Linked DNA regions of Homo sapiens: region 2 is linked to region 1. A link is an interaction called in ENCODE POLR2A ChIA-PET data of the cell type or tissue named here. Cell type or tissue: MCF 10A. All regions are shown on one strand. Each heading gives the region's core, and the rest is flanking DNA. Links, peaks and the distances in the headings are about the cores only. Region 1 overlaps BCAR3 (BCAR3 adaptor protein, NSP family member). Region 2 overlaps FNBP1L (formin binding protein 1 like).

Evidence for each region. Peaks named below come from ENCODE experiments on the same cell type or tissue, not always from the same donor. Only the 100,000 strongest peaks of a DNase experiment are listed, where the experiment ranks them.
Region 2: POLR2A ChIA-PET joins it to region 1 with 6 read pairs; 4 of 35 experiments call an interaction of 5 or more read pairs at or near these places.

Annotation. Positions count from the first base shown.
Region 1 is chr1:93,600,881-93,613,528 of GRCh38, forward strand. All of the region lies in intron 3 of BCAR3 (BCAR3 adaptor protein, NSP family member), which reads right to left. Among named protein-coding and RNA genes, the nearest start is that of BCAR3-AS1, 15 kb to the left of the region's middle. RefSeq lists enhancers at 8,816-9,379, 12,614-12,648. In MCF 10A, for the core only: no CTCF peak of the experiment used is centred there; a DNase peak (open chromatin) is centred at 5,171.
Region 2 is chr1:93,545,217-93,557,864 of GRCh38, forward strand. It overlaps FNBP1L (formin binding protein 1 like), which reads left to right. Exons shown (of 17, transcript NM_001164473.3): 13 at 1,626-1,758; 14 at 2,131-2,225; 15 at 4,062-4,210; 16 at 5,731-5,889; 17 at 7,193-9,445. The coding sequence ends at 7,200. Among named protein-coding and RNA genes, the nearest start is that of TRC-GCA7-1, 35 kb to the left of the region's middle. RefSeq lists a silencer at 7,456-7,750 and an enhancer at 7,798-8,326. In MCF 10A, for the core only: no CTCF peak of the experiment used is centred there; a DNase peak (open chromatin) is centred at 7,615.

The DNA of each region.
Region 1 (12,648 bases), core at 3,961-6,460:
CAGAGCCTGGCCCAGTGCCTGGCACACAGCGAGTGCCCAGTAGACAGTGACTGGCTGGAACCATGCTCACTTGCTTGCCCTCTGTCTAGCAGGTTCCTTGTCACATTGGGTGTGGAGGAGAGGAGAGAGCTTGGAGGCTGGTCAAGAACAAGTGACCTTGGGCCATCTCTACACTTCTGAGCTTGTTTCTCTATGCATAAGGAGTGGGGATAATAACTCCCACCTTACAGGACTATAGGACCTGATGCAGGTAAAGCATCTGGCACTATACCTGGCACATGGATGCTCGCTTGACACAATGTGGAATTTGAACCCTCTTTCAAAGACGGCTTTTAGCAACAAAATGGAACTACTTCACTAAAGAAGTAAAGAAAAAAAATTACAAAATCCATCAGAGGTTTTAGAGATATCTGGCCCTCGATAATTTAGTTCTAATGGAATAAAAAAGCTAGAAGTTGGAAAACTGATCTCTACTTAGGCACAGGTTTGTTTATTCGTTTATTTCAGTGCAAAGTCAACAGTTCCTGGGATTTTGAGTAGCACTCAATGGTTCTATAGATGCAGGGTGAGTAAGCAGGCATACTGTCGCTTGGTGGCAAGCACTTTGTATGCATATATCTCACTATTAACAAGTATATGTATTAGCGCCAGGTGGCTCACATATCCACAAATACACAGGTGACACAGCCCAGCATGCGAGTGCAAGACAGTTTTGTGTTTGCACAAGACTAAGAGGTCCTTGTATGTAGATTCTGTCTTCTTGGACACTTAGTTGTTGAGAAATTTTTTGTTGAATTTTAAAAACTGAGATGATTTTCTAGTCATTCATTTATTCCATGATCAAGCCTGGCAATTAACTTGGTTGAATAAAGAAAAAGAAGAAGGAGGGAATGTGTGCATAAAAAGAGGAGGTGGGGAGGAGAAGGGAGAGGAGGCTGGAGAAGGAGCAAGCTAGCAAGCTGCTGGGCTATTCTATCCTAGTTGGGAGTGTCAGGCTCCAACACCCGGAATGCTATCAGGGTTCTCAAACAAAAGCCTCCTTTCTTCAGTTTTGGAACAGTTTATTAGCTTGAGGGAGAAGTCCACAACAGTCCAGGCCTCTTATCAAATTGTATCAAACAACTCCACAGGTTGGGATTTTCTAGAAATCCTATCCAGAAATTTTGATTACAAATAAAATTATAAGTCTGACTGGAGTTCTGGATCTTCGATGTTAACATTGGTCTAATTTCTTTTTCATTTTTTTTTTTGAGACAGGGTCTTGCTCTGTCTCCCAGGCTGGAGTGCAGTGGCGCATTCATAGCTCAAGTGATCCTCCCGCCTCAGCCTCCCAGGTAGCCAGGACTACAGGTCTGCACCACCACACCCGGCCATTGGTCTAATTTCTAAGCAAGGCCAGTGTCTTCCAATGAGCTCAGGGTGGGAAACCCCACGGGGGTTGGGCTGTGAACTGTACCAGGTGGCCCAAGCTGGGGGTCCAAAAAGACAGATCCACATCTCAAATCCACTGAACTCTGGGAATCCCTGTGATGACCTGAGACCTGCATCATCACTGCCCCCAATAATGTTGTAAACATGTAAAGAAACTGAATCCCCAAAAAGCACACTTTCAAAAGCACTACACAAAGCAGTCTGAACCCTTCCTCTGAAGAAGGCTGCTACATCTGGCATCGTCTTACAAGTAAATCCAACCCGAAATGAAGTTCTTTGGAGAATTCAGAAACTCAGCCCTTTTGAACCCCTGCCTTGCGTTGAATTTCAAGCCAAGTTTACAACCAAATTCTGAAGTATATAAAGGACTTTTAAAGACCCAATTGGTATTTTTACAATTGAAAACCTGCATAAATTGATCATGAACCCAAAGAATGAATAAACCCCAATTACTTTCATCACTCTAAACCCTGCCCGAAGCTGAAAATAAAAATCCAGTTCTCCACAAGTTTGAAGACCAGTTACTTCTAGTACGAGCCCTTGGGTGTTTTCATCTAAAGTAGAACAGAAAGAACAGGAATGGCACTTGTGGCGATCCTAAAGCCTTGCAATGAAATAATTAGTAGATTGGTTCTGTTTCACCTTTTACTGACACTTGCTGGTTTTGTGGCTTACTTAAAAATAGTTTATTTTATTATAATCCAAAGATAAATGAAGAAAGGTTTGAATTCACCAATCCTACTTTTCCCACTGGGATGCTAGGCTAGAAAAATAGTTTCTTATGCTAATAACTGTGATTAAAGCCAAAGCATTTACTTAAATAATTAACTTTACAAATAAAAAAGTTCAAAGAGAAAAAAATTCATATTTTATATCCCTGTTGGGTAAACAAAACCAAATGTGAACGTGGGCAATTGGGCATCTTTGCCTGACCCAGCCCAGTGGGCACATGGTGGCCTGGCCAGCGGTCCAGGACGTTGCCAGAACCATAGCTAAGGAGGTGCCACTTGTACACAGCTGTCATGGATCTATATATTGATTACAACAGCTGCCCAACATATGACAATAAAGTGTCCTGAGGAAAGGGTGTCTTACTCTTATTCACTCAAGAGGCACTCTACAGGCCAGCAGGGAGGGTCCCTGAGTGTGTCCCTGAGACTTCTCTGCCTTTTAGGTGTTGGACCCTTGGCAGATGAGGACCTCTGGCCTCACTGGGCCCCTTGCTATGAGCCAGCTCCTTCAAATTCTCTCATTAAAGCTCAGTGAAGCAGCCTTTGCAGAGAGCTTCCTAATCCATGCACACTTCACCCTTTTGGCTAAAGTTCTGCAGAAATAGTCAGGGGCTCCATTTTCAATCAAGAGTTTGATAGTCACTGGAACACCGTGCCTTAAATGAAACCCAAGGACTTACTGCATGCCTGCCGTGCTACTCTGCCTCTCTGGCTAGATCTGAGGCAGCCGCAGCTGTGATGGAAGGAGGACTCCATGCCCTGCAGCAGTCACAGCCTTTTTGAGGAGACAAAGCATTTGAAGAGAATGTGCAGCAATAAACATCTATCTTATCTGGGGTCAGTGAGGGTTTCTGGTCCCTTCTGACAAAGAAATTGGCAGCAGAGATTCCATAAAAATTTCAATAAGTTTTAGCATTCTGAAACACTTCAATTAGTTTGATGTTAACGTTTAAGCACCTTGATGAAATAAATTTATCTCTTCCAAATCCTAGAAAGAATCTCCCTTTCGGCAAAGATTCTGCAGATGGGTTTTGATGCCATTTTTCCATTTTGTAGTTAGATCTCTATCATTTATCACACTGTAGACCAAATGGTCGTTTTAGTGCCATTAAAAACTGATTTGCAATTTGCTGTTAAATTAAGATGTTTCATTTTCCTACTGTATATGATTTTCCTTTTCACAGATGAGTGAGGATACAAGGGGCAATCAGACCCTAGTGCAGACAAGAAAATACCATCAAAACCCCTAGAGATCCCAAATCTAAGAGATTTCCTTTTATTCATTATCAAACCTAATCAATCTCTTATCAAAAGAGGCTCAGAAATCATGTATAGTAAATATGAAGAGGATATCTGTAGAACCCCTTGCTTATCAAAGTTCTGAGAAATTCCCATTAAATTTCTGTTATCCATGTGTGCAAACTAAAAAGACTAATTTAATTTTAATTTGTGCAGACTGAAGTCTTAGAGCAGAGCACTCTGTAAGCAGGCAGCAGTAACTTAATCCTACATGACAAACTAATTACATTAGAATCATTGTGATAGGTGCCCATGCCTTCTTTGATGTTAAACCCCTGTTACCTTTGATCCACAGTCATTCTCTGGGCAAGGTCTCTTGCACACATTCCCATCCTGCCAGATCATGAAGCTGTTGCTTTTGAAGCTCAGTTTTATTTTGATAGAACACCAAGGGACTGAAAATTATTTCTCACTGATTTTGTTCTGAAAACTTCGGGTAGAATTCTAAGCTTGACAGAATGTAGCACATACAACGCCAACAAATGTGGCTTCTTTTCTTCACTAAGATCACCCACTCACTGGTGAAACTGCTCAATGTACTCATTGCACTGTAACGTCTCTCTCCATCCCTTCTTGACCCCAGTGAGTTTGCCCATCATGTTTCTTACCCCTTGATAAACATCATTTACCTACAGCCTCACTCAAAGCTCAGCTCCAAGGGGGTCTCACCTTTTCGTTAATAGATAAACCGAAACACGATGAGATTTCCAACAGGCCATTTGTTAACATCTTGCCACGCTGAAAGCCCTGGCGGGTACCTTCCGTCTAGATCAAATTTAGATGATGACTTCCTGGAGCAGCCCACAGAGGACCAGACATCCAAATCACCCCAAGAGGCAGGCCTGTATTCTCATTCCTCCTAGAGAGAAGTCGGATGTGCCACACTTCAGAGGAAGGCCGAAGGTCAATGGGTGCACTTAATCATTATTGGACTAGAGAAATGAAGGGCTTTGATAAAAGCTAAACACCAGTCCAACCTACTGTGAAAACCCTGTCTAAACTACTTTGCTCCCTTTAACCATGTCCTCGAGCGACTTTGAATAATATCTCTCTTGCTTTCACAGGGCTGGCACTTGGGTTAAAAGAAACAATGCAAGTGAAATATTAATCGCTGAGTTCAGCAGCAAGATTACACTCAGTAATAGTAGTGCTTTCTTAACATCTTTAAAGAATGAAAAGAACAAAGACTGCCCTGGCTAAGGCAGACCCTAATAAAAGAGTTTGAAAACCGGCTGATCAGAGTTCAAAATGCTAGAAGATCCAAGCCAGAAATCCTCACCACTGGTAATTCAATCTTGTTAATTCAACATCTTAATGCAAATTATGAATGATCTGGAACACAGCTATTCATCAAACCAGATGTCCTATTTGCTCTTCAATAAGAATGTCAGCAAATCAAAATCAACTTAATTCAAATACTCTCATTTCCTAATTCACCTTGAATGAATGAGATGAATTAGGAAAAGGAGAGTACTGAATGAACAAAATGCACCGTAGTTGAAAGACACCCAAAGATGTAATTGGAAGGAAAAACAAGATATGCCAAACACATGGAGGAAAAGCCAAAGATTCAGACAGCCTTCCAGCGTGGGGTGTAGAACAAATGACTTTCAAATTCTCTCTCTCCAAAATAGTACCATGACTAACTACCATCTTAGAACTCTGCTCTGGGACAAAGCGCATCACATGTCAGTGCTAAGTACGCAGCAGGCTTGCAGTAAAACAAAATGATTCATCACAAGATGGGTTTTGGCCAGACATCAACTGCACCACTTTCAATATACAACTCACAGGTCACTTTAAAGGTATATTCCTTCTAGAGGAGCTCAAAGCACTAGATACCCACATATCTCATTTAACAAGCATTTTAAAAAATGCAAACAGCAAACATCCTACATGTCATGCAGAGAAACAGAGAACCAGAAACTGGACTTAAAGACACAAGATACTCAACCCAATACAACTCAGATCTCATGAGTTCATACAGCATTCCTGTGGGCTAAACAGTGAGCAAGAATGTTTACATCTCACAAGAAAATAGGGTGGTGGTAGGGACAGAAAGAAAGAGACAGGTGAGAGTGGTGTTTAGAAGGTAATATCATGAAGACCTACTCATTAATTACATGTGGAAAATGAATAGGAGGAAGGGGCATGGGCATTCCAGAAAGATGACTGAGCCACCAACATCCAATAAAAATGCACGAGGGCATAGTGGGTTTGTGGAAGAAGATGTAGAACTAAGGTCTGCTGGGCCTTCTGGATGGAGTCACTTACTGGGCCATGGGGTCCAGGTGCTATGGACATAGGTTGACTGGAGAGCCTATCTGGAGAACTACGGCTTGGGAGTCCTCAGTATAGAGGGGTATTCTATCCCAACTTTCACCAAACAGATGGGATACAGCATGAGAAGAGGGCTGGGGGAGGCTTTTCAGAGGCAGACTAGAAAGAGAAACCCAAGAAGACAGTAGGACTGGACAGGAAGGACACAGGAGAACAAACAGAATGCAGTGTCCTGGAGGTTGAGAAAGCTGATTTCAGGAAGAAATGGTCAACATTGTCAAGTGCTGCAGAGAGTTCCAATCATATCAGAATTGGACAGCATCCGCTGCACTTGGCAATGTGCAGGTCACTGGTGGCATAAAAGGGGCTGAGTGGCCAATGGAAAGGGAGGGAGTAAAGACTGTGTTAACTTACAAGTGAGAGTTTATGCATGTATGATATACAGAGGGACATAATAGACACTGGGGACTCCAAAAGAGGGGCGGAGGGATAGGGAGTGAGGGGCTGACAAATTACCCATTGGTACAATGTTCATTATTTGGGTGGTGAGTACATTGGAAGCTCAAATCCCACCGCTATGCAATATATCCATGTACAAACCTGTGCATGCACCCCCAGATCAATAATTTTAAAAAGACTGTTAACCAGCTTCGGGGTGGAGGAAGATGGGGACCAGGAATGAGCATGGAAACGAGGAGGGTTTTTAACATGGGAAAGACCACAGCATGTTTCTAAGCTAAGAGGAAACACGATCTCGTTATGAGAGTTAGAAGGACAAGGCCTGAAGAGAAGGTGGAGGGAGGAAAATTAGGGTGAGCTGAACTAGGACAAGCAGGACAGATGGGAGGCTTCAGGGGCCCAGGGAGGACACAGGCATGAGTTAGGGGGATGCTGCTGCTGCTCCTCAAACTCATCCCACACATAGAGTCCAACGCCCAAGCTCTCACTCACTCCGCATCCAAGCCACTTGCTGGGTCCCCACTGCCCTTAAAAAAAAAAAGGCCCAGCATGCTCTGTTCCCCAACCACCTCTATGGGCTCATCTCCTTCCACTCCTCAGCTTCAGCCTCAAGCTCCCGTATAGGAAGCTCTTTCCCTCTCCTGTGCCTTTTGTCCCTATGGCTCCTACAGTGTTATCTCCTTCAGGAAGTCCCCTGATCCAGGGCTGGGTTAAAGACCTCTCCCTGGATCTCACAATAGGCTGTGCATCCTTCCTGCCTTTGCACCCACCACAAAGCACAGCGTAAGCTGCTTGTATCTCCATCCGCCCACCAGACACAGCAGAGCTCCTTCGGGCGGAATGTTCACCTCTGTCTTCCCCCTCCTAGTAGGCCCTCAGTGCACATGCTAGGGGTAGGCTGGGGAAGGGCGATGAATCAATGGCTTCTGAGTCAGAGGCTGGATGGATAGTTCCTCAAATCTCATCTTACTGAGAATCCAGATTTTACTCATCAGTCCTTTCTACATAACTATTTTTGTAAAAGCACACACATATCTAGAGTAGACACTGGGGAGAGTTCTTCTCCACAAGAACTAAAAGACATGAAACATAGCACTTTCATGAGCTAGACAGAAAAATAGGCCATAAGATTCTCATGGCCAGAGCCAGATTTCAACAGTAGCTCCTGGCACTGTGGACACACACTGGAAATACAGCTGAGGCCAGAGATGGTGTCCAACCTCCTGAGGCTCTCCTTTCCTTCCCAACCAGGACAGGCTGAGTCTCCTCTGCTGTTCCTGGGGATACCCAAGATACCCATCAGCTAAAAGGCCCCCAAGCTATCACTGACAACATCTTTAAACCCAGCAACAGGCCTGGGTCCCCCGTGCACTGCTGACCTCTCGCGCAGGCTGTGCGGGGAGACCTTTGTGGTCGGAGCACACCAAGCCTCCAGCGTCCTCCCCAGTGTTTAGCATGGCCCATCCCTCTGCAGTCCTGGAGGTGCTGAATCCACTAACAGAATTTTCCCAAGATCCCAATCCCGTCTCTGCTTCCCACTTAGGTCTCTCCAACAAAAACAAGTTCTTGGCCAGGATCCCAGCTCCAGGGTCTGCTAGGGAACCGGGTCCTGGGACACAGGCTCTGTCAAGCATGTCTTTCCCCTGATATTGAAACCAGATCCCACCCAACCAGATGCCAATGGAATGCATTTAAGCCTCTTTCAAAAAGCTACACTGTCCTTTCTTTTTGGAGGGCTGGAGAGATAAGTGAGCAACTAGCAGCTGCCACGAGGAGGGGCTGAGTTACTTGGAAAGACATTTCCTGCAAGGCTTCTTCCACCTTGCGCAGCTCGTGCTGATGGTGCATCTGCCCCACTGACAAAGGCAACTCAGGCCATCGTCAATGCTGGGATGTGTCACCAGTCCCCAAGCTGTCACCGTAACAGACAGACCAAATGACCAGCCACAGGGAAGATGAGCAGGGCCTCTGCTGCACCACACACACGCACCGCCACAGAAAGACAGTTTCACATGAAACCAAGTTCCAGGGGCCTGGCACTCTAGGATGGGCAGATGTGACTCCTCAGGCTGTAATATGGATTCCAAGAGGCTCCAGATATTTTTTTCAGGGTAGGGGAAATGACTTTAAAGGAAAACAAAAAAGAAACAATACTACATAGCACTTCCTGGCTGCAAAGACAGTCGAATATAAGTCTAGGAAAGCACATGTCTAACATCCCTGCCTTCTGTGGCTGCTCATTGACAAGACCATGGCCACTAGACTTAAGGCCTGGTTAGCTGAGACTTACTGATTCCATCTATCCACAGGCACCACACCCCAACCTCTCTATCTGCGCTCTTTCAGAAAGGTGGCTTTTCCGCCCTTGCAAGGTAATTCCCGTCTCTTAGGTTCCTCTGACACAGGCACCCCTGACCTTCCTCAGGCGCAAACATTGACAAAGTGACAAGTTTCAGCTCCTTTGTCCCCTGTCCACAAAAATACCTAAATAAATAAGTTACTAACAGTCAGAGACACAAGGGGCCAGAAGAGGTAGGGGTTTGTTTCCAGTGCCAGCCCCAGAAATGTGACCCATTGTGCTTTTTACCAAGTTCCTCCTCTAGCTCACCAGGGACCTGGGGGCGGGCCTGCCAGCGGCCACTCCCTGTGCTCCCCTTCCAGGCTGATGCCTCCCTGCCTGCCCACACCGGGGTACTCCACGTCTCTACACTTTGTGCGTGCTCCTCTCTCCACGAAGAAGGCCAATTCTCCTCCTTCTCTGGATAACTTCGACTAATTCACCAGACTCAGCAAAGGCTCTGCCTCCCTGCAGGAGGCCATCCCTGATCCTCGCCACTCCTGCCCCATCTATGCCAGGCATGTGCCTCCAGGGAGCCACAGCACCCTCTAAAGAGAGCAACACCAAATCAGTGATAACCGATCGTTTCCTTCAACCAGAGTTAAATGTCTGCAGAATGCCCACCAGGCATGGTATTACAGCAGAGATCCCCACTGGACCAACAACTCCCACTGGGTCCCCAGCACCGACACATCCGAGGTACCACAACCGGTGACTGCTGAGCTGAACTAAGGATGCAATGGGATGAAAGCCAATGGGGAAATGTGCCTCAAATACTTATTAACCCCTGGTACAGGAGGCCTGGCTGCTGGGATTATTCCTAGATCCTCTGTGACTTCTCTGACCATGTCACACACTAACCTTCCCAGTGAACCTTCTGCTCTGAGCAGGCCTGGCCTTCTGCACTCCTGCAAATGCCAGTGGCTTTTCTATCTCTGAGCTACTGGGTCTGCTGCTCCCCCAGGCTGAAATGCCGTCCCTATGCCATTCTTTTCTTTGTCCATCCAAATCCCCAGTTATTAAAAAAAGGAGAAAAATTTAAAAGGGGTTACCTGTTCTTAAAAACAAACAAACAACAACATCAAAAACAAAAACAGTCCCACATCCTCCCTGAAGCTTTCCTAAAAACTAAGGCTCACACTGTTCTCTCCCAACTGAACTGCAAAATAAAGTATTAACATACACAATATCATCTTATTTTAGGCGTCAATTGTCTTAATATAGTACAGTAGAAAGAACGCTAGCAGCCAGGCATGGTGGCTCACACCTGTAATCCCAGCACTTTGGGAGGCCGAGGTGGGCAGATCACCTGAGGTCATGAGTTCAAGATCAGCACGGCCAACATGGTGAAACCCTGTCTCTACTAAAAATACCAAAAATTAGCCAGGTGTGGTGGTGGGTGCCTGTAATCCCAGCTACTCAGGAGGCTGAGACAGGAGAAGGCGGAGGTTGTAGTGAGCCGAGATCACGCCATTGCACTCCAGCCTGGGCAACTACGTCTCAAAAAAAAAAAAGAAAGAGCACTAGGCTTCAGCCCAGAAAATCTGCTTTCTATTCCTAGTTCCCCACGAAATGATTCTGGGCGGGCTGTTTCTCTGAGCCTTGGTGTGTCCTCTGCGGAAAGGGTAAATTATTGCCCTGCTCACCTCACAGAGCTTATTTTCAGACTCCAGTGAGACAAAGTTGTTGAAGTCTTCATAGCATAGAGAGCTTGTTTTGAGACTCCAATGAGACAAGATGTGAAAGAACTCATACATTTGAAAGTCTTTTGCAAATGTAATGAAGTGATATTATGACCTAATAATATCCTTGTGGTAAGTCTTTGAAGGCAGGAACCATGCCTCAAATCTCATTTATTGCCCCACACCTCCCACAAATCCCTCCCCACCTAACAGAGGGCTTATGCATGGACTTTACATTCAACACCCATTCTACATTCAACACGCATGGACTTTAGAACTTGAATATGTCTGTTAATGTTATGATCTGGAATATCTCCATTACAAGTTTCTTTCCACTGGGCTTAAATAAAACACTTTCGTCTTTTTTCCCCCAGAAAAAAGATCCAGTAGTCTTTTATGTAACGGCTGTCTACTGTGAACCCCTTCGGGATATTAAAGTCATGACCCTCAACATGGCTGGAACATCTTGTATTTGGCCCCAACTCTATGAGGGCCAGCACATCCCTGATCCTTCTCTCCATTTTCGGCCTCCCATTTAATTCCTTTCCAAGGTCTTTATACACAAGTCCGTATGAGGCCTCTAAATACATCCTAAATTCTGTAAGACCGCTGCAAATAAGATCTTACTCTCTAAAAACACCTGTATAATCATTCTCCTATGTAAGGAGGGACCCTCTATATTTTTAGTTTTGTTCCCATACAGCAAACACTATTAATACCATCGTACTTTCTCCAGAGATGATATGGATTAGACCAAATGGAAAGTTACCATGGCTACCGCAGTGTTATTTTTGGTATGAGAAATTCATGCCAAGAGAAGCAGTATACATGGTCAAGAATTGGAGCTTTATTTCCTCTTTGCTATCAGGCAATCAATCCCAATTTAATTTTGAAACTCTAATTGCAACGGAAACTAATTATGAGCAGCAAGATCTGGAACCCCTAATTAAAGTGGGAGTCAATAAAGCGACTCGGCATTATCAACTGGGGCACCACTGGCAGGATGGGGGATTAAGTACAAGCAGATTTCTTTCCCAAGTAACTAGCTAAGCAAAACAAAACAGGGAGACTCATCTTGAGGGTGCAGTTGGTAAACCCTAAGTTGGGACCGAGGGCTACAGTTTCCAGTGAGTGAGCAGCTCAGGCCTTCTCTCTGTGCTATGAAGACTTCGACAAACTGGGAATAGAGTAGAAGTCCAGGCGGAAAGAAGGGTGTTTCTACCACAGTCAACCACCAAGAGTGGCCACGGTGGAGAGATAGAGAGTGCACAAGCTGAAGGACAGCTGGACCCGACTACCCCATATATTAAGTGGCCTTTTCTATATATTATGTAGCCTTGGGGCCGTAACTGCAGACCAACAGGTACCCAAACAGAAACTCATCCCTCAGACCCAGATATTTATAGGCTGACTCCCTCATACACCCAATGCTGAGTTGCACTTCACTGAATTAGCAGAAGTTGGCTTGTGGAAGGACTTCTATTAGAGTGAAACCCACTGCCAATCCCCGAAGTGCACCATACCCTTTGGGACCTCCTAGTCTATCTTGGAAGCTTTAAAATACTGTTAATGGCATGACTTCATCTGCCCCACACTTGAACGATCCATATTTAGGCCAGAAACCACATGGATCTCGCATCACTTCACTGGGCTCCAGGACAGAAAGGGGCTCAAGTCAGGAAGGGAATGCTTCTAACCAATGATTAATTACTCATCCTCTGTCAAATTTCTTGACAAAGGGACAAAAATGAACACTCCTACCAGGGAGCAAAATCAATGGAAACTCACCCTTTTCCCACTCTGTATATTTTTAAACAAAAAGGTTTTCTCCCACTAACAGGTAGTTTTCCTGATTTTTTTAAAAGCGTATTGAGAAGAAAGAAGCAGAACATCATAACCCTGCTGCAGCCTTTTCAAAGGTAATGAATGAGCCAGTCCCACAGGAGAGGGAGCTCTGCTTCAGGGTGGGAAGGATTCCTTGAGAGCTTTCAGAGTCCAATTTCCCAGGAATAAACGAGGTCCGCAGTCAGGCTGGGGCCGACAGGCTTTTTCCAAGGCAGACAAACCCCAAGATCCACGAAAGCCTATATTAATCTTAATTCCTAGTGCGTCACAGGCAGGCAAATAGAACACAGGCCTCATCTTGAATTAGCCAAAGGAGGTTCTCTGAATATTTTCATCAAAATAGTGTATTGACATATTATACAAAGCTCTTGGCACCGGTGTCTTATAACAAATGTTAAAATGTGAGCAGTAAAGACAACAACAGTTCTGAACCCTGAGATGTTTTGAAACCTGGCTGCAATTTGAAAGGAAATATTGTGTGGCTTCTGTACATTATGTACATTATTGATAAGTAATGGACCAGCAGGATAAACAGAGAAAAGGGCTCAGCTACCTTGTGTTCGTTAGAAATGAAGGAAGAGAG
Region 2 (12,648 bases), core at 6,576-9,075, 53 kb before region 1:
ATTTTAAACACCAATATCAACAAAAAGCATAAAAATATGAGAAACATTGCACTAAATGAGTAGATTGCAAAAAGGATACATGTCCAGAATATGAGAATACGAGCAAGAAGGCCAGAGTGTCACTGGTTTGACCACAGTTTAGAACTTGAATGTACCTCTGGTGACTCAAATTTTCCCAGATATCTCCATGTCCAAAACAAGAGTAAAGGCACAGAAATGTGAATGTTCTTGCCATGGACTGGAATTAGTGCTAATCCAGAGAGACTTGGTTAAAAATTATGTGGAACATAATAATAGAAGTTGAGGATGAAGAAGTATAGGACTTGTGAAAAATTCTGAATGCTTTTCTGTGAAGTTCTGTAGGTACTACAGTCCCCAGTTATTGAGAGAAGGGGTAACATTATTAGCTCTGTGTGATAAAAGATAATTGAAAACTGTATGAAGAGTAAATAGTATAGGAAAGAGATTGGAGGTAGAAGCCTTTAACAATCCAGGTGAGAGATACTGAGGGCCTAAATTAAGGCATGACCATGGGAATAGAAAGGAGGAATAGATAAAAGAATCATTTCAAAGCCAAAGTAGGTTGTACTTTCACCTGATTGGATGCTGGAGAAGAGAAAACATGGAGGAAGCTTAAAAAAAAAAAAAAGATTTGTAGCTATAGATTTAATTGCAACAATAAGAAAAAAGTTTAGGGCAAAGATAAAGATTTTGTTTATGTTGATTTTTGAAATGTGAAAAATCCATATTAGAAGTGTCCAGTTGGGTTTAAAGATATGAATCTAGAATTCAGGAGAGAGAGGTCTGGAGATATGCATTTGAAAATCATCTGAAGATGGATGATATTAAAACAATTAAGAGATCATCCTCCAACAAGACTGTAGGAAGAGACGAGAAGAAACCTTTGTCATTTTATGTAATACACATTTAAAGGTTGAACAAAGAAGGAGAAAGAAGGCAGTGAGGGAGATTGTGAGAAAGCAGAGGTGAGGAGGAGGGAAAAGAAAATGTAACCTATAGGAAGTCATGAAGGAAAAGAGTATTAAGGAGTGTTAGTCAATAGTGTCAGATGTTAGAGTCAAGGACAGCTAATTGAGGCACAACCGATTGTAATATGATTAGAGAATAGGAGGTAGGTTGAGAGGAATTGGCAAATGACTGACTTTGGGTGGGGGCAAGTTAAAGCTGCCATTCCTATTTCTAGCAGAGGTGAGTGGGAGGACAATGATGATGTATGAGCTAAGGAACACTGTGGAATAGTGTGGCTGAGTTGGAATATAATGAGTTTGATTTGGGACATGATGAGCTGAAGAATATTCTTCCAGCCCTTGATTTTGTGTGTGTGTGTATATGTACATATAAATAAAATTCCTTGTTTAGAAAGCAGGAAGTAAGAAATGAACTCTGTTCTCTTTTGGTATTCTGATTGTCTTCATAAATTAGTAACTCTATATGTTATCACCTTTATGCAAATTGTCTTTAATCAGGTCATGTTAGACAAACTTAAAAAGATGTGACTCTACTTAAGATTAAGCTGCGTACGAGTCCCCAGAGTCCAATAAAACTCTTTTATCTGGAAGCATATGAAGTTAATATTTAATTCTGGGGTTCCTTCTCTTTTTTAGAGATGCACTCAACAAAATGAAAGATGTATATGAGAAGAATCCACAAATGGGGGATCCAGGGAGTTTGCAGCCTAAATTAGCAGAGACCATGAATAACATTGACCGCCTACGAATGGAAATCCATAAGAATGAGGTAGATTTGTTATTCAGCACTTGTCAAGATAAATTATTTTTATAAACTTCATTATGATAGATTGGTTTTTGTTAGAATTATCTTCAAATGTTTATATTTAATGTTAGGGTTTATGATCTAAAAGTATTATTGTGATGTGTGTTATTTAATCTCATTAAAGTTTTTTATTTAGACCTTTATATAAGATTAAACATTTATACTATTTTTTTGAATCAGCTATAAAGTTGATCCTTTGACCAGTTTGGAATAAAGGTTTCACATCTCTAAGAATTACATAATTATAAAAACTTAAACACATTTTAAATGTAGATATCTTATGAGCTTTTAAACATATTTATTGAGCTCAGTTGTTTGCTTATTTTTTTTCCTAAGGCTTGGCTCTCTGAAGTCGAAGGCAAAACAGGTGGGAGAGGAGACAGAAGACATAGCAGTGACATAAATCATCTTGTAACACAGGGACGAGAAAGGTGATTTTTTGTATTTTATTTGTATTTCTTCTCCCCAGAGTTTTCTCACCCTTTTGTCCTAAACTTTATACAATTCGTTTTTTTCTTCCAAATTTAACAAGTTAAGCTTTTAGTAACCTCAGTCTTTTGAACCTAAGTAATTTTCTTTAGTGATAATTACAGGTGAAGTAGGAAAGTTCATCTTGCTATTCAATCCTAGTTTGTCATGCATCCAAACACAGAGCTAGGAACATAGAAAATTCTTGGAGCTACAGTCTGAGGGCCTAGGCTCCTCGGGCATGGGAAGGTTTCCTAAGGTTCAAGTGGAATTAGGGTCGCTTATGCCAAAGAAAAATTTTACTATCAAATAGCTCAGAGTTTTGTGAAGAAAAAAAAATGTATTGTTAGTTTGGACCAGAGCTTCCAAAAGACACTTTGCTAAGTTTCTGTACCACTTGTGACATTTCTTTCTTGATGTATTATATCTTTTTTTCCAGACTAAAAGTCCACAAATTAGGATTCACCTTAGAGAAAAATGTGAGAGGCCTAGTAACAACTCTTAGTTTTCTACTTAATTACAGTGTAATCTGAGCAAGTTCATTTTTAATGCTCCCTAAGTCTCAATTTCCTGAAATATAAAATGGAGGTTAAAATATCCACCCTTTAGGTTTGTTAGTAAAAAAGTAAATAATACACATAAAGCACCTAGTAGTAAATAGTGGTAATAGTAGTATCACTTCTTGAAAGAGTACATATCTTTAATCTGTTAAGAGATACCCACAAATTACTGGTTTTTGTTATTAGGTAAAACTCAGATTAAAAGGATCTAATTTCTTTGGCATGTGTTATTTCTCTGGCTTCCAGGCTTACTGAAAGTACTGTTAAAATCTAATTCTGTAAAATTTTCCATTATTAAATCTAATTCAGTCATTTGATTCTTCAGCAAAATTATTAACATTTTTCTCTGATTTAAAAAATTTTAAGAAAAATAAATTGTGTTTGTATTACCTGCTTTTTTGGATTTTTTTAAGTTACCAACTTCCCTGTTACCATGATTAGTTGGAAATTTACTTTACTTTTTATTTTAGTTGAGAATCTTTTAATTTTCAGTGACAGAATGAATACTTTACCCATGCTGGCTTAAACTAAAAATGGACTTCATTGGCTGACTTCAGGGAGAGCTTGATCTAGGAGCTCAGATGTTATCCCTAGGACTCAATTTCTCTCCACCTCACAGCTGTGCTTTCTACTGTGTTGGCTTCCTTTTAAGGCTCCAAAGCTCTAGGCGAGTATTCCTGCAGGTTTCGAGTCCAGTAGAAAAGGGACAGAGTGAATTCTCTTCGAAGAGTCCCAAGCAAAAGTTTCTGTGCATTTCTTAAATCTGATTAGGTTACAGGACTTCTTGTGAACTGGTTATATAGATGATTGCTCTGATGGGCCACTCCAGATTCAGAATAGAAACAATCCACCTGAAGCGTGTGAACTAAACATGGATATGCATGGATCCCTTAAGGAATTTTAGGATGATAAATTTGGGATGATGGAAGACAAGGGTCTAGAACGTTTTTCTGTTTTATGTCTAGACCGAGTGATAGTGAGGTGTATTTACTGAATAATACTTTGTGCCTAGAATATTGTAATCTTGTAATTTTTTTTTAATTCAGGAAATTCAGCAAAGCAGCATTTTGTATTAGAAGTAATTTGTATACTTGACATTTGAAAAAAATAGGGCTTAAGTGGAAACTGTGTCATTAATATTTAATTTTTGGAATTGATCCTGAGGTGATCAATTTATAAATAATATATAGAATTCTCATGTTTATGATACTTGATCAGAGATAATTTTTTGTTTTATAGTCCTGAGGGAAGTTACACTGATGATGCAAACCAGGAAGTCCGTGGGCCACCCCAGCAGCATGGTCACCACAATGAGTTTGATGATGAATTTGAGGATGATGATCCCTTGCCTGCTATTGGACACTGCAAAGCTATCTACCCTTTTGATGGTATGATTTTCTTAATAATATTGTATGTAAAAAAATTGGTTCTTTAAAAGTATTTACATCAAGTCACTCACTGTAGTATCCTTATTTAAGTAATATATGTTGTCAGAAAATTATTATCCCATTTCTTTAGTATGCATACTTTTGTTATAACTGTATTACAAATGTAGATATTTTTCTTCCGTACATGGAATTAAAAGGAAATTGCCCACGTTACTAGCATCCTAATACAGATTATTAATTAATTATCAATTTTGGTCAGTGCAGAATTTTCACCAGAGTCCTTACTGTGCACATGTCCTAAACAAAGTCGAGGCAGCTTGAACATGTAGCTCAACCCAGGAAGCGGGATGCTGGCGGATGCCACTTCATGCTCTTCCTTGTAGCTTACTAACATTAAGAGACAGGTACAAGGCATAGCTAGCTGAATGCCATCATCATATACTGAGTCCGTAGGCCACCTGTTTAGATGAAAGTGGGAGAGAATGTAGTAGCTACTGACTATGTTATCTCTTACTCTATGAAAGTTGAAGAACAAACTCTGGAAGGGAAGTAAGGCACTGAGGCCTTCTCCTGCAGATTTTTAGTTCCTCTTTATCCTGGACTGTGAAAAATACTTTCCCTCAACTAACAGGAGAACTGAGCGACACTTTCATAAATAAACGGTTGTAAAATGGTGCTTGATTTAAGGTCTTTCTCCCCACTTCGTGTTGGTTTAAAATTGAGCAAAGTCTCTAGTTACTTCTTATTAGAAAATATATTAAATTTAAGACCTTGCAGCCAAGTGCAGTGATGTGTGCCTATAGTCCCAGACACTTGGGAGGCTGCGGTGAGAGGATTGCTTGAGCCCAGGAGTTCGAATCCAACCTGGGCAGTAAGACCCTATCTCTAAAACAAAACAAAAGAAAACAAACTTGCTATAATGTAATCTAGAGAGTAGGGAAGCAATTTGGCACGTGTTAAATGAAGATTCAGTTGTGAAAATTGTTACTGCTAAGCAGGTTGGGCGTGGTTGGGGATAGAGAGTGAAAGAGTTGTGTATGGCCATTCTGTTTCTACCATCTCTAGAGTCAAACCCGTATTTTTCTCTGTTCTCCCTTCAGACTCTCTTTTTTCCTTCTTTCTTCCTGCTCTTTTGCTATCTGGTTACTGTTTTCCTAATCCATACCTGCTGAATTTTTTTAGATAGACTACTAAAATTTGGGAAAAGAGTTGGAATAGTGACATAGGAATTAGAATACCCTGTCAAATCATGTAATGTCACTGTGACTCAGTTAACTTCATCCGTTACATGGGGGTGATGTTATCCAGCCCTGCGGGCTTATTATGCAGCTCAAATGAGAGAATGTATATGAAAGTGCTGGGTAAGCCACAAAGCACAATAGAGATGTTGCTAGTGAGAGTCAGTAGTTCCAGGTACATTGAAATCTAGTAGGGTTTCATTGTATTTTGTGCATTGTATTAGTAACTTTAAAAAAAATTATCACAATGCTTAAATTATGCTTGTGAAAACTCTCATCTAGGACATAATGAAGGTACTCTAGCAATGAAAGAAGGTGAAGTTCTCTACATTATAGAGGAGGACAAAGGTGACGGATGGACAAGAGCTCGGAGACAGAACGGTGAAGAAGGCTACGTTCCCACGTCATACATAGATGTAACTCTAGAGAAAAACAGTAAAGGTGCAGTAACTTATATCTAAACTAACCAGGCACCTTTGTGCCATGTGTGACATAGGAAGAGTAACATAAAATGAAAACACATTCAACAGGTTGAAAAAAATAAGGAAACTTAAAGGGCATCCAAGATTAATTGTTCACTATGTGAGCTGAGTGTAGGCTTGATCTTGTGAATATTACCACAAGAAACATTTTGTGGCACTTTACTGTTTGAGTAACGTTGGTGTGAAGCTTAATTGATGCCTTTTGCTTTATGTCCCGCTTAAGTCTGTGTGAAGGATTTGTGTTTTTCTGCCTTACAAATAGAATTTGATTTATTGGGCAGGAATTCATGGATAGTAATGCTCTCTGCCCCCTTTACTTCAGAAAACACAGTGACTTTAGTGAATTTGAATAGTGAAACTGCTCTGAAATGCTATGGAAAGCCGACTCCCCAAAGAGTGGTTTCTTCTAGAAGTTTGAATTTGTAGCTACAGTTTCCAAGAAGAAAAATAGTAGTTGGATAATTTAGTAAAATAATAACATCATTTTCATTTTCTTACCTATTCTTAACTTTGGTTTCCTAAAGGAAGAAAATGAGCAGGTAGCACATAATCTATTTAAGTAGATTTAAAGAGAGTTTCAAAATAAATCTCCTGGTCTAGCTCTTAGGTGAATAAAATAGATTTTGTTTGAGACCTCAAAATATTTTGAGGTTAGCTGGTAATTTTCAATAATTTACAAGCTTCCTTCCAAACTAATCTCATACTTTTGTATGTTTCATCTTGAAAATATCTTTTGGGAAATACCACTTTAGTGATTATTTAGCATTTAGCAGTTACACATAGGAAAATACACAGTTACATAGAAAAATACACATTTGAAGATAGAGGAAACCTTGAATGGAGGGGAAGTGTTGACAAATTTTAATTTTTAAAGGAGAAACTTTTTGACTATCTGGGTTAGAGGAAGATATGTGTACCGCCTTTAGGGCATTTTGTTATTTCCGCTGAATCATTAGTTATTAGGATAGATAAATTTTTCCAATTAGTTTCAGCAAGCGTTGTTGGAAACACTGTGCAGTCAAGGATTGTGCAGTGCTGGTTGTGTGACCACACCCTGAGTCAGTGGTGTGGGGAAGTAAAGTGTGAAGAAGCAGTAAGATTGGTTTTTAATTTTGCCCATGTTTTAAATTTTCCTGGTGTTTTCGGTAGCTGACTATAAAATGATAGAGACATTTGGGACAGGCACTTTAAACTGAACACCCCTTTTGGTTTTACCAAAGGTCTTCAGTAATTGTTCTTTTCTTTTTCCTCCTGGACTGCAGGTTCCTGAAGAGGGTTTCTGAGGAAATGGGCAAGATGTTGAAGGAGGTTACATGCAGCTGCTTTTGGGGGAGGGTATTAGAGTTGTCAGGCTCAAAGAGAGTGAGAGAAGCAAGTTGCATGAGTGCATGCAGACATGATTTTTTTTTTACTAACTTCATTAGCATTTCCATACATTGTTTTTAAAAATCATAATACCAACCCTTAAGTTCCTAGTTCACAGTTATTCCCACAAAAGAAAAAGCCAACAATAGTGTACCATTTTTCTATTTATTTTATTGCTGTCTAATCAATAAAGAATGCAGAGCTGTCAAAAAATGTGTCTTACATTAGCTGTCCCAACAGGATTGTCTTCCCTCCCAGCTCTGTTTTAATTGGCTTTTAGACCCACTATCTGTCAGATCCTTGCCATCTGTCAGTGTCTGCCTGCGCCACCTCCGTGCTTGCTTAACATCCTGTTGCATGTCTAGCGTGATTGAGCTAGATTTTTCAGGCATGTCTTTAGATTCCCTTGTTCTTGTCAAAGCCTTGTTTTGTTTTACATTTGTAGTGCAAATCACTTTGTCAAACATCTCCAGCACTAATGTTTCCATCTTAGTATTTGTGCACACTGCTATAACTTCCCCACTGCAAACATTCCAGTTTTGGCATTACGAAGAAGTAGCTGTGAACCTGAAGTATTTATGATAAGAAAAAGAAAACATCTCTGCTGTAGCCTACAGCCCAGTTGAAAGAACTCTTTGAAACGTGATACATCTTCAGCACCTCAGTCTGGGAAGAATCTAGTCAGCACTGAAATCCTGGCATAATAAACACAGAAGATATTCACCACCTCAAGACAAAGGACTATTGTCAAAAGTCAGCTGCTTCCATTCAAATGCTGCCTTAAACTTGAGTGCCTAAATCTGTTGATTGCCAACACTACCACTACAGTATCCCACAAAGGGCTTTATGTGTCAGCTCAGTGCGACCTGCTTTAACTCTGCAGCACCGCTGCAGCTGCCGATGTAGCCTCGGTAGGTGGCTATTAGAGCTCTACCATATACAGTGGTGCATCTTCAAATTTATGCATCAAACTAAAGACATGTCCAAGTCCATTTTAATTTCCTCAGTGGTTTTATGAGAAGTTTTATGGGCCTCCCCCAATTGTCTTTTTATTTTGGGTTATGACGATCATGTTTGATAATTACAATGATAGTCTCTTTCCACGTGATGCTTTTGTTTGAACCTGATAAAATTTAGTGAAACTTTGTAATGATCTATGTGCACTTTTACTTGTAAAATGGAATTTCTGTATGTTTATACTTGTAAATATGATTGTTGTTAGTGCTCCTGTTGCTCATGGTGTCCTGCCTCGCATTTGTGATTCTGTTAATGACATGTATCTTAACTAATTTCTTAGTGGTGTTGTAATAGGGAGATGGGGCAGGTGGGGGGTTATTTGTACCACTGAATCTTCATTAATTTGGTTCTTTACTGTTTTGAGGGGAGAAAGAACGTGAAATGGTTTGTGTATTATTGAATTTTAAGCAATATTTTAGAAGCTGTGTGACTGCTTTAATAACTTTTTCCCAGTGTTATTTGAATCATACTACCCGTTATACTAAAGCTGAATGACAATTGTGTGAAAGTTACTGCCTTCATAAGATCAAGTCACCACTGTTACACAGCTGACATATAGTGTATTACCTTTGCAGCTAGTAAACTATAAAGTTTAGATATTGAATCTCGTTACAGGGTTATTTATATAATGTGACATTATTCAGTACTGACAGACTACATGAAGTAGTTTTAAAATCTAGTGCTATTTTTATTTTAAAGGTTAGCAATGAGGAGGAAATGTGATCTGGCTGTGTTTGTCTTCTGTACAAAGCCTGAAGTGCTTATGGTTTTTTGGCTAACAGCCACAGAGGGCAAAGTTTAAGACTTTCTTGTAAGGACTAACTGTTCTTTTCAAGCTACTGTTTGTTTTTCTAAAAGCAGGATTTGCTTCCGTAGGAGGCAAGTTCCTTGATGTGGAATAGTGCAACCTGTATATGGGTTATTATAATAGGAAAGACATTTGTACTTGCACAGTTTAAATCATTCTTAAATTTTGAACATGTGAATTGTCCCAAAAAATCTTTAATTTTTTGGTAATTTTTACTCTTTTTGTGCACATGTTGATTTCTTAATGGTAAATCCTTCATTTAAAGATAGTGTTCTCTGTTGAGAATATTTACATGGAATAAAACAATCTTTTCATGGCCTGTTAAGGTGTTTAGTGTGTGATCTTTCATTGCTATGTGAATCAGAGATGTGATGATTTTGTTCTTGAATGTGCCAAGTCTCAGATAATACAGAGTAGATGACAAATTCCATAAGTGGGACAAGTTTTTTTTGTTTTTTGCAAAGCAGTTTTGGAAATTGTATTCTAATTTTGGTTTCTCTAAGCTTTCCTAAAGGAAAAAAAAAGTTTGCTGTCTCTTTAGAGTGAATTTAAATTGCATGCAATAATTTGGATTTATCTTTCTTCTCCAGTAGCTGTGTTGCATAGACTTTCCTTTTACACCATCTGTCCACTGCAACCATACGAACTGTCCCTGTACCTCATAGCCCAATCTAGCCACTACACGCTGGACAGCATTTCCTGTGCTCCGGCTTGATTCCTAATCAGTTACAACACCCAAGTCTTCCTGGCATTTCAAAGCATGGAAAGAACATTTGCCATAATTAGTGACACATTATCTGTAACTTCAGGAAGTCTAATTTCAGAAGATTCACCTTTTAAAAAATGCAAATGTGAAACTATGACTGCAAACTTTTAGAAACTCAGAAAAGGGAATAAAATTCAGGGTAGATGCTGAACAATGAGAGGTTACGATTGTTGAGATGAAAATTTAGGGATCAATGCCAAGTTTGGAAGTAGGAACACACAAAACAATGAAAATAGCAGGAAAATAGTGTCAATTGTTAAAGCTTCAGATGGACAGAGGTTTGGGGTGGAGAGCTCAAAACAATGAAGAAAGCTTTTATTATCAAAACTAAGATCAGTGAAATCACTTCCTATTTGCGAGGGGAAGATAACGTCCTTGATAACAACAAATGAAAAGTCTCTCTAGTCTCATTGAAAAGGGTTTTATTTTGAAGAATGTACAGGTTAAGTATTCCTTATCTGAAATGCTGGGGACCAGAAATATTTCCGATTTTTTTTTTTTTAGATATTTGCATTACATACTTAACAGTTGAGCATCCTTAATCCCCAAATCCAAAATTCTCCAGTCAGCATTTCCTTTGAGCATCATGTCATTGCTCAAAAAGTTTCAGATTTTGGAGTTTTGAATTTGGGATACTCAACTTGTATTAGCTTAAGTAAAAAAAAAAAAAAAAAAAAGCTTAAGAAACAACCTATTTCAATGAGCTTATATACCTAGGATCAATGTATTCCTGAGTATAGTCACTGTCAGGAATTAGGGAAACTACAGAAAACATAAGATGCACCAAAAGATTGGGGAATTGGCAAACACACATTTTGAAGAGTAAATTCTGAGAAGTTGGACAACAACCCTTGAAAGTATTAGATGATGTTAGCTTTTAGGGGACAGTGTATTGGGCAACTGACTGAGGTTCCTAAGAATAAGCCATGTCAAAATAGCCTCATTTCTTTTGATACAAATGGGGGTAATTCTAAGACATAATTAGTGTCTTGCTTTCAACACAATTTCAGTTTGACAAGATTTCTCACTTGTTTTCTGTGAGTTGTGACAGCACTATTAGGGATATGGGAGCATTTGACGAACTGATTTGGTAAACCCAGAATCTCCATCCTGAGGAGTTTCTTGTGGATAATATGTATATGTATGTTATGAACCATTATAAGATAAATATATCACCCAGTTTAACAAGTAGAATATTACCAGGTGGGCACAGTGGAAGCACTGTCTTGAGTGTGGAGTGAGACAGACAAACTACAAGCTTCCAATTCTGGCAAACCAAGATGAGCAATCCCCAACCATCTTACTCCGTCTTTCTCCCTTTTCTCCATTCTCTTCTATGGCTGAGAGCTCCTGCCACTGGCTCTTGGCATATAGCCAGCACCCAGATGGTGCTGTGCTGTCTGATGAGGGTAGGAGGTGAGATGGCGATCCATTACCTGTTCCCTCTCTTCAGGTGCCAGGCAGTGGTTAGTAAACTAATGACAGTGGTCAGTTGAATGGGGGAAGTCACTGGAAGAGTTTGCAGTTCCTTGTGTCAAATCACAGGGGCATCATTTCCCTGGTGACAGCCATATCAAGCAAAAGATTATACCAACCCATTTGTTTAAACAAACAACTTGAAAATTATTAGTGATTTATAAATGGTTTGTGCTACTTATATCACTTGATAAAGTTTTATGTAGTTTAAATAAAATGAATTATCTTGTTGATTTGTACACTGATTTATATATTTATGAATTTAGTAATATCCCAGTTATCAAATATTTTAAATATTCCATTGTATCTTGAGACTTTTTCACTCATCATTTTTAAGATTTATCCTTGTTTATGCATAATTTTATTGTGTATAGTATTCCATTATAAAAGTATACACAAATTATCCATCCTCTTGTCGATGGACATTTGGGCTACTAGTTTTGCTAGTAAAAATATACTGCTTATGTGTATCTATGTACATGTTTACTGATTTCAGAGTTTCTCTAAAATTGTACCGAGGAGTAGAATTGCTAGGTTATGGTTATAGTTTTCATTACAATTTTAGATTCAAGGGGCACGTGTTCAGGCTTATTACATGGATATATTGTGTGCTGCTGAGCTTTGGACTTCTAATGATCCTTTTGCCCAAGTAGTGAACATAGTAACCAATAGGTATTTTTTCAAGCCTTTCTCCCCTCTCTCACTCCCCGCTTTTGGGATCCCCAGTGTCTATTGTTTCCATCTTTATGTACATGTTTACCCAATGTTTTGCTCCCACTTATAAGTGAGGACATGCAGTAGTAGTTGGTTTTCTGTTTCTGTATTAATTTGCTTATGGCAATGGCCTCCAGCTGCATCCATGTTACTGCAAAGAATATGATTTCATTCTTTTCCATGGTTGTGTAGTGTTCCATGGTGTGTATGTACCACATTTTCTTTTTTTTTTTTTGAGATGGAGTTTTGCTCTTGTCGCCCAGGCTGGAGTGCAATGGCATGATCTCTGCTCACTGCAACCTCCGCCTCCTGGGTTCAAGTGATTCTCCTGCCTCCACCTCCTGAGTAGCTGGGATTACAGGTGCCCGCCACCACACCCGGCTAATTTTTGTATTTTTAGTAGAGACAGGGTTTCACCATGTTGGCCAGGCCGGTTTCGAACTCCTGACCTCAGGCCACCCGCCTTGGCCTCCCAAAGTGCTGGGATTACAGGCGTGAGCCACCATGCCTAGCCACCACATTTTCTTTATCCAGTCAACCATTAATGGGCACCTGGGTTGATTCTGTGTCTT